2 separate regions of the Mus musculus genome follow, and region 1 is linked to region 2. The links are chromatin loops, found by intact Hi-C in ENCODE. Cell type or tissue: left cerebral cortex. All regions are shown on one strand. Links, peaks and the distances in the headings refer to the core of each region. The heading gives the core; the rest is flanking DNA.

Evidence for each region. Peaks named below come from ENCODE experiments on the same cell type or tissue, not always from the same donor. Only the 100,000 strongest peaks of a DNase experiment are listed, where the experiment ranks them.
Region 1: it touches region 2 in a loop (2.1-fold over the local background); 3 of 42 quality-filtered maps call a loop at or near these places.

What each region holds. Positions count from the first base shown.
Region 1 is chr5:140,213,981-140,218,363 of GRCm38, forward strand. The region is part of intron 10 of Mad1l1 (MAD1 mitotic arrest deficient 1-like 1); the gene reads right to left. It overlaps Gm16120 (a long non-coding RNA gene), which reads left to right. Exons shown (of 3, transcript XR_003955821.1): 3 at 1-3,245. Among named protein-coding and RNA genes, the nearest start is that of Gm16120, 8.2 kb to the left of the region's middle. In left cerebral cortex, for the core only: no CTCF peak of the experiment used is centred there; a DNase peak (open chromatin) is centred at 2,627.
Region 2 is chr5:140,280,442-140,284,824 of GRCm38, forward strand. All of the region lies in intron 9 of Mad1l1 (MAD1 mitotic arrest deficient 1-like 1), which reads right to left. Among named protein-coding and RNA genes, the nearest start is that of Mad1l1, 39 kb to the right of the region's middle. In left cerebral cortex, for the core only: no CTCF peak of the experiment used is centred there; a DNase peak (open chromatin) is centred at 2,150.

The DNA.
Region 1 (4,383 bases), core at 237-4,236, 66 kb before region 2:
TTCACACCTACCCTCGGTCACTGCATCTGAGCCACACCATTGGCCTTCTGACACTCAAACATTCAAGGCCTGTTTGTCTCTGACTCAGCTTCCCAGAGATCATTTCTAACCACCAGAAAAATGCGATAGAAAGACTGAATCTCCAGCCTTTCTCTGGCCCTGGAAAGCTGTACCAACAGTCTGTGCTTTTGATTTGGTTTAGTTTTGAATCTGTTTGTAGTCTATTTGGGTTTTCGATGTTGTTTGTTTGTTTGTTTGTCTTAGACAATGCATACTGGTCCTCTCAGGGCAGGACTGGAGATATCAGTTGGGCAGACATCCTCAGGGGTGACAGAGGAGCCAACAGACCTACCATCCACAGGGAGAGGCTTGCACAGGATTAGCAGCCTCCCTCATCAAAGATCGTCCTCTTCCTTTTCTGCCTCCGCTCATCAGAGGAGTCAGCAAGTCTCACCCAGCAGGGGGGCTAAAAAAGACCCCTCTGGAGAGGAGAGGACTACATGTATGACCTGGAACTTCACACCAGAAAGGCTTGTCTCTGCCAAGAAGTTTAGATGTAACCACTCTCTCAAGATAACAACAGTTCAGAGGGGCAGAGCTGTTTTGTTTTGTTTCAACTCTGTCTTCAATTATTTATTTTTAAGATAGAATATCATGTAACCTACACTGATTTCAACTTATGTTGAAATGGCCTGAAACTTCTGGTCTTCCTGTCTGCACCTCATTAGTGCTGGATTACATGTGAGCCACCATACTAGGCACATGGAATGCTGGAGATGGAACCCATGGCTTAACACATTTAAGATAACTGTTTACTAAATGAGTTACAGCCAGATCCTACGAGACCCAATTTACCATTTTTCTCTTATACTGATTTGCTTCTGGTGCAGGAACTAAAGAACTGTGGTCTAACCCAAGGCCACACAGATGTGATCTTACCCTTTCTGCTGGGTGAGGGAATGGCCTACTTGACTATAATGAAGATAATGTTGGTAAAACCACCTGGCCAAGGCAAAGCGTTCCCAAGTGGTTTGCTTTTAAAAATGTGAAGACTTTTAAAGGCATAATTCTAATTTAAGAGGTTTTCTTGAAGAAATAATCAGCATTTATGCAAGCAAGAATTTGGAGGCACATATTAATCAGGGTATTATTTATAATAGAGGTGAGAAACTAAAGATGATTAAATAGCTAACAGTGGGAGAATGGCTGAATAAAGCACTCTTAATGAGAAAGATCCACAGTCACAAGTTGGAGGGGAACCTAAGTATGTCCCATGCTAAACATGTTATCTAGGCTAAAAAATTGTTTTGTGAGAACATTTAATTTGGGAAGTGTCAGGAAAGATTAAGCAAAATAGGTAGACTCCCCAAATAGTACACATGCTATTGTTTTTACTAACAATTACCTCAGAAGGCACACACACAGGCCAAATCTAAGCGAACACATTTAGACTGGCTTTCAGGAGGCAGAGGGATTATGGGAAACCTTTCTTCTCATCTTTTCTGTTTGTTTCCTCTACATTGTCAAATGTTCTAAATGAAACTGTATTCTTTTTGTAGTCAGATCCAAAACAGGTTATTCAAACGTATTGTTGACATCCTTTCCTTCCTCCCCCACCCCCAGGTGTGTGTGTGTGTGGGGGGGGGCACAGCTGCAGGAAGTGGGGACGGCAGATACAGCAAGTGAGGAAGAGCAAGGACAGCCAAGAATGATGCTTTTCCTCCCTCGCCCTGCAACCTGGGATGCTCACAGGGCTGACCCAGACACACTGCATGAGAGTGCTAAGAGAGACTAAGAAAGGGTAACACAGATACAAGGGGCAGGCCACCAACTGTCACCCAGAGAGTGCTCCCTCACAGAGACTGATAGTGGAAGAGCAGGAAACACCCCAAGCTCAGGTGGCACCCAGGTGCTTCGGGGCAGAAAGGACTATAGACTCTGTCAGCACAAGTCTGGTCACAAGGGACACAAGCAACCCTCAGAAACCACTCCTGTGGTGGGAAAGTAGATGAGCCAGTGAACACCTAACCAGCAAGGACCTCACCAGGCTGTAAGGAACAGGGCTGGGAGAAACAGGCACTTCCTGCACACCTTACCCCACACATAGACCTGCTGTCTCTAGGAGGCAGCCAAGGTGAGATGGAATAATGAAAGAAAAGCCACACAACGGGGCTAGAGCACCCCACTACCTGAACCAGGCCTAAAAGCCAAGCAGGAATTGGCTAAACCCACGATCTGGATGTGGAATTCCAGGCAGGAGGACAAAGGATATATGTAGAGAATAGGGCATCCTTCTAACATGACAGAGAATGACACGGACTGAGGAGATGGGGCTGAGAGCACATAGCAAAGGAAGTAGGGACTGTAGGTTCAGGGCCATTGAGCCTAGACTTTCTAAAAGTGGTGGAGACTCAATGGGACCAGCTCTGCAAACTAGCGTCCCAAGGGCAATGGCAGCTCCCAGGGGACCTACAGCTCGGAAGGCCAAGGTCATTCTCACCCCTCCTTCCATCCATCATTCAATGCACCTGGCTGCAGTGCACAGCTCTGACCATCTCCCACCTAGTTCTGCAAGAGCATCCCTCAGTGCTTTCCACCGCCTCCACATCGTTAGTATTCAGCCTTGACAGAGTCCTCTCTCCTGCCTCCTTTGTGCAAGAGATAAGTAACACTGAAATCTCTGCTATCGCCCAGCTGCAAATGTTCAAGCTTCTTTTTTTTTTAACTTAAAAAGAAATGAAATCTCATTTTAGATTTCCAGAAGAGACAGCCACGAATTTTACTGTCCTAAAAAATCTGCCAGAGGACAGGTAGGAGCTGAGCTCCCAAAAGTGAGAGGAGAAGCCTGACCTACAGACCCACTTTTCTCTGGACTCCAGAACCCACCAGCCTAGCTACAGGAGGGCAGCAGAGCCTCAGGCCCATAAACAGTCTCTAGAATGCAAAGACCACTCCCTTGAAGGGTCACTCCATGGAGTCACCACTCCATACATCAGACACAGGTAAGACAGCCTGGTGAATCACAGCAGTAATTCCGGCAGAGGCAAGCAGATATCTGCAAGACCCAGGCCACCCTGGCTCACACAGTGAGTTTCAGGCAGCAAGGGATATAAAGTGACACTTTGTCGGGGGGTGGGGGGCATTTAAAAGAACACAGAAAACCATGTTCTCATATCCCCTAATGTCACCTGGGGCCTATCAGTCATAGAAGCTCTCCAACTATTTTCATATCTCGTCTGGCAGCTGGCTGCAAGCTCCCTGCCAAGAGGGCCTTCACTCTCAGCTACACAAAGCTAACAACCTATTATGGACACAAGCACTTTGTGCTGACCTGATGGACACTTAGAGTGATAGGCAGTTGCTCCCCCCCCCCCCCGCCCCCTTACTGCAGAGGTGATGTGCACTGGCCAACTGAGCTAGATTTAGTAACCCTACTGCCTTCCAGTCAAGGCAGCAGGAGGACAAAGCTTTTCTGAGCAGAGAACAAGTCCTCTCTAACTAGCTCACTGAACTCTCAATGTCCAAGAGGAGAACATCGCCTTTTAGACTGCAGCTTCCCACAGAGATTAAAAGTGTGTCACATGGGGCAGGGGCTTGTAGCTTAGCTGGTCAAGTGCCTGCCTAGTATGCACAAAGCCCTGGATTCCATCTCTAGCGCCACATAAACCAGGCATAGCAGCACATGCCTCAAATGCCAGCATGTTGCAGGTAGAGTCAGGAGGATCAGGAGTTTGGGGTCAGCCTGAAACCAAGCCTGCATGTAGAGAATAGTGCTCCCCAGCAGGAGCCACCTGCCTCCACAGTAAAGCCATCACCTAAGCCTAACAGTTCTGAGGCTAAATGAGGAAGGTCCGCTGCTTGGAAGCAGCATATCTGGGTCGCCTTTGGCCTCCTCAGTTCTCAGACATTCTGGGTTGGCTTTCTGTTTTGTGGCTTCTGACACTGGGGCAGGGTCCTGCTTTATGGAGTTACAGGTAGCCTGGTCCCCAGCAAAGAACACTCCCTCCCCAGACCTGCCCTACAAGTCCCTCTATCTCAGAACTCTGAGCCTAGACCTCAAAGAGGCCTGTTGATCAGCAGCTCCTCCAGAGCCAGAACAACAAGGATGCTGTCCAGGGTGCTGGACTCCATCCAGGAACCAGAAGGAACCAGGCAGGATTCTAGTGCAGATTCCTGCCATCAGGTGCAAAAGAGCCGCTGGCCCTGCTGCTCTCAGTAACTTCCCGGAGGTTCACTTACCATTTCAAAGAACTAACCAGCTGGGGTGGAGTGGGGAACCTCCCCAGGTTCACCTTCCTTGTCCAGGAACTCCTGACAACTTGACATTGGTGTTAAATTTTTATCATTTATGTAATAACTCAGTTATTAACGGAGGCTCATTTG
Region 2 (4,383 bases), core at 262-4,261:
AAATTTCCTTCGACTTTCTTTTCAATGGTGCTGAAAAGTGTATGCAAATCCACTCGTAATTAGGTTTAAAAATTCCATTTCATGGGATAATCAGACTTCAAAAAACTCAATTTTAGTTTTAATCAGATTTTAACAAGGATATTAAGTCCATTTCGGTTAGAAAAGGAAAAAACTGTGAATTTAACACAAAATGTATTCAAGCTTAGCCCTGGGAGATAATTAAATAAAATTAATTTGGCAAGGGTTGTCAGTAAGTGGAAAGGCCATAAACAAGGGTTCATGTTTGCTGATGGAAACAAAAGCAGGTCTTACTTACAGACTGATGTGGGGCTCACCTGGCACTAGGGAAGGAGCCCAAAGCCCGGCCAGGGTGGGGAGACAAGTAGTCTCAACCCCAACCCCAGCCTCAGGGCTGAAGGAGGCTAGGGTGGGGGTGGGGGCTATGATAAGAAGAATAAAGCTCACACCATACCCAAGAAAGCCAGAGCATGTTACCCAGAGCTGACTATGCACTCAGACCTGTAGGTCCCTGTGCAGCCCCTAGCACCAGCTACCCAATCTATAAGGATGAGTTTCATAAAGCCATTTCTGAGAGCCCAACCCTGACAGGGAGGCTGTCCTAATCTGTGGCAGGCAGGTCCCCTTGCTATTTGTACCCTCAGCTCATACCATGGCATTGGACTCTGTGACCATGTTTCTAAACCCTGAAGCTACTTTATAGGGACTAGGTCCCTTAAAATCTCCTCAAGGGAGTCCTATGTCCTTCAGATACCTCCAGGTTACTATGTGAGGCACAATTTGACCAAGGTCAAGATTCTAACCAAGAGAGGTACTACCTGAAGCTTGGAAACACCACCCCACCCTGTACTAGGCTCATGCCCAACACATGCCCAACACTGTCAAATAAGGGCACAAGATGCTGGTAGATTCTTGCAGACCAAGACAAGAGAAAACTTCCTGGTATACCAGAGCAGAAAGTTATCAGGAAGTAAGCTAAGCTACTAAGAAGGAAGAGACAGGTTCTATGCTGCCTTTAAACCAAGTGACTGATAGTGGTTTTGAAAACCAAATTGTTTTGCTTGTTTATGCTACCATAGAAGGAACCCAGGGCCTCACACATGCTAAGCAAGCACTCTACCACTGAGCCACACCCCAGCCCCTCATTGGGGGACTCTAGGCAGGGGCTCTACTACTGAGCTACACCACAGCCCTTCATTGGGGGATTCTAGGCAGGGGCTCTACCACTGAGCTACATGCTCAGGCCAAAAGTAAAGTTTTATTGGACATAGCATCGCTGGGTTCAGTTACTCATACTGTCATGGTGGCTGTTGGTTTGGTTTTTTTTTTTTTTTTTTAAGACTACAACAATGACCTATAGCCCACAGTGCCTTCAACGCCAAACCATCACACTTCATAATTTGCAGATAACTGAGAAGCAACACCTACCAACATGCCTCCAACAGTTCATCCAAGCTACAGTAAACAATAAAACGGTCCAAACTAAAGGCAAGACCAATAACAGCACTCTCCTCAATAAAAAAAAAAAAAGCTATAATTTAAAGAAAATGAAAATCAGCGTGCTACAACTTGTCTAGCCTAAAAGGCAGCTGATACCTGTATTCTATAATTGCAATCCCAATAAACAGCAAGATGCTCCTGAGACCGAAGCACAATAAACTATACCAGAGAAGAGGGGGAAAGGCGGGGGAGCAAGTAGGAAGCCAGAGAACTGCGGATCTGAATGTCTTCCATGAAGACTCGTAAGCAATTCCTATCAGCTCAAGAGCAGCCGAGCAGCGGTGCACTGGGGAATGGACTGAGTGGAGCCGCCCTCCTCGAGGCGGGAGGACTGTTTGGGTCCACAGAACTGAAGAGGAGTTTGCGCGTAATAAAGAATTAATTGCTAATCTTCTACCTCGGCCGCCTCCACAGAGGAGATGGTATTGTGTTGCTGCCTCAAAAGTTAAATGTTTCCTCTCCCAAGTGACGGCTGCCTGCGCTCTACCTGGCAGCCTCCACCAGGCAGCCTCCACGCCAGGAGCAGTTCCAGATCCAGCTGGGAGGCAGGGCAAAGGTGGTGGGCGGAGCAAGCCTTCCAGCAGGCCTTGCCAAAGTACTACAGACAGGTCTGTAAGAGAGCCTCCAGCTGGGGCTTCCTGCCACATGTGCCTGTGCTATGCTCCAAAATGGCGGCCCCTGGCAGAAAGGAAATGTGACAGCATGGGACTGAACAGCCCACAGAGACTTCGGGCCAGCTGCCTGGCACAGGTGGCAGGCCAGATGGATGGAGGTTACCAAGAGCAGAGCCCACCACGCTTCAGGAGCAGCCACGCAGCCCAGCAAGACACAGGCATACTTGGCTGACATTGGGTCACTGGTCCCTCCAAGGGCCTCTCGTCCCACACCATCAGGCAGAGGCCATAAAGAGCCACAGGCAGATGAGGAAGAGTAGAGAAGCTACCAAGGTACAGGCTAGACTGTAGCTACTATACAGCATTGATATCCTGAATGGTGTATCCAGCAAGCAACTAAGAAACCTCAGAACCATCCGAACAAGAACTATCTTCAAACTAGTGGGCTGTGGGTTCTCTAAAAAGGCACCTGTTTCCTGCCCTAGGCTGTGTTCCCATCAACAGCATCAAACCAGCAAATACGCAACAGGTCTGGCCCCAATCCAATAGGGTGCCCTAGAACACGTACCAGGTGTACAGTCCACAAACACAGGTCACCTGGCTGCTACCAGACTACTACCTCTAATGACAAGTTACAGAATAAACATTCCTAAGTCCCACACCCCAGTTTGCATAGGCCATAGGAAGCCAGAGCCTCTGAGGATAGACAGATCCACACTAAGAGCAGGTCACAGGCCTCCTCTGGTTCACTCTAGCATCCCTCCAGTACAAGCATACTTTGGCCTATGAAATACCAGCCTGATGAGTCTACCTGAACACAACTCCACTTGGCATGAGATTCCTCACTTATAGACAGAACTGAGTGAACCAACCACAACTCTACCCAAACTGAGATCCCACACTTAAGGGAAGAACTATGTGAAAACTGTTTCCCTAATGGGGCTGTATTTCAGTTGGCAGAATGCTTGCTGAGCATGCACGAAAGTGAGACCCCATGAACTGGGCAGACATAGTGGTGGACACCTATAATCTCATCACTGGGGAGGCAGAGCAGAAAAATCAGGAGTTCAAAGTCATTCCTGGATACTTAGCAAGTTCAAGATTAGCCTAAGACACTATCTCAAAAACCAAAACCAGGGTCAGAGACATGGATCAGGGGATAGAGAGGAACCTGTGACCAAGCCTGCCTACCTGAGTTTGGTACTGGCACCCACATGGTGGAACCTACATGTAGAAAGAAATAACTGACATCCACAGACCACACTCTGGCCACCATATTGCATCATAGCACATGTGTGCATACATATCCATATACTAAATAAATAAATGGAATAAAAACATTATTTTTAAAGACAAGAACAAAATAAGGAAGAAAAAAAAAAGCAATTCAGAGGCTTTTCTGGCTCGAGAATGAGCAGAGAGATCACTGCATTTTCCAGACAAGTACCCAGGTGTGCAATCCCAGGATTTTCCTAGCACTCGTGTTAAGATGAAGAAGTGCTGTGTGTAACATTTGTCATGTGCTCCACTGGCACCATTCAACAAGTGCTCCCAACCATGATCTCTGCAAATGCCAAGCTTCAGCCAAAGCCAGACTCCCAGGACATCCTGACAGCTGTCGCTATGTCCCATTGTCAAGCTGTGTGTGTTCTGAAGACATGGAATGATGCCTGCAGCTTATGGTCTGGCACTCTGTGTCCTATGAGTGTGACATGTGTAACAGCTACAGTGACAGTGCTTCATGCTTCATTTCAGAATCCTCCACCTGCCACCACCCAGCCAGCATCTTGCCCAACCAAAGGCAGGAGGTGGCCTCCTGGAGCCTAGGGACAAGGCCAGAGTCAAGCGGAGAAGATACATGGGCAGCAGGAGCTGGGAAACTACTCTTGAAACCTGCCTCTGAGCCCATCTTCCCCACAGCAAGAGGTCTGCCTGTAAGACCTCCTTCCGCAGGCCCTGGGATGGAAGAGCACATACCAATGCAAAGCTGGGAGGCAGGACCCAGATTCTCAGGTCCTGTCCCAGCAGGCAGCCTGCTCTGGGTGAACACTGAAGAGTTTGAGCCATGGACTCAAAGCCGATGCTTATATGGGAGCTCAGAGTCCAATTCCCTCACTGAGATGCAGGCAGCAGAGCACAGTGGTTGGCTGTGTGTGGGGCAAGATGTAAATGAAGACCTAAGCTCAACCTGCCCGGATGCAAGGTAGCTCTGCATTTGGGGGTGGTCAGGGCTCTTTATTCATGTAAGAGC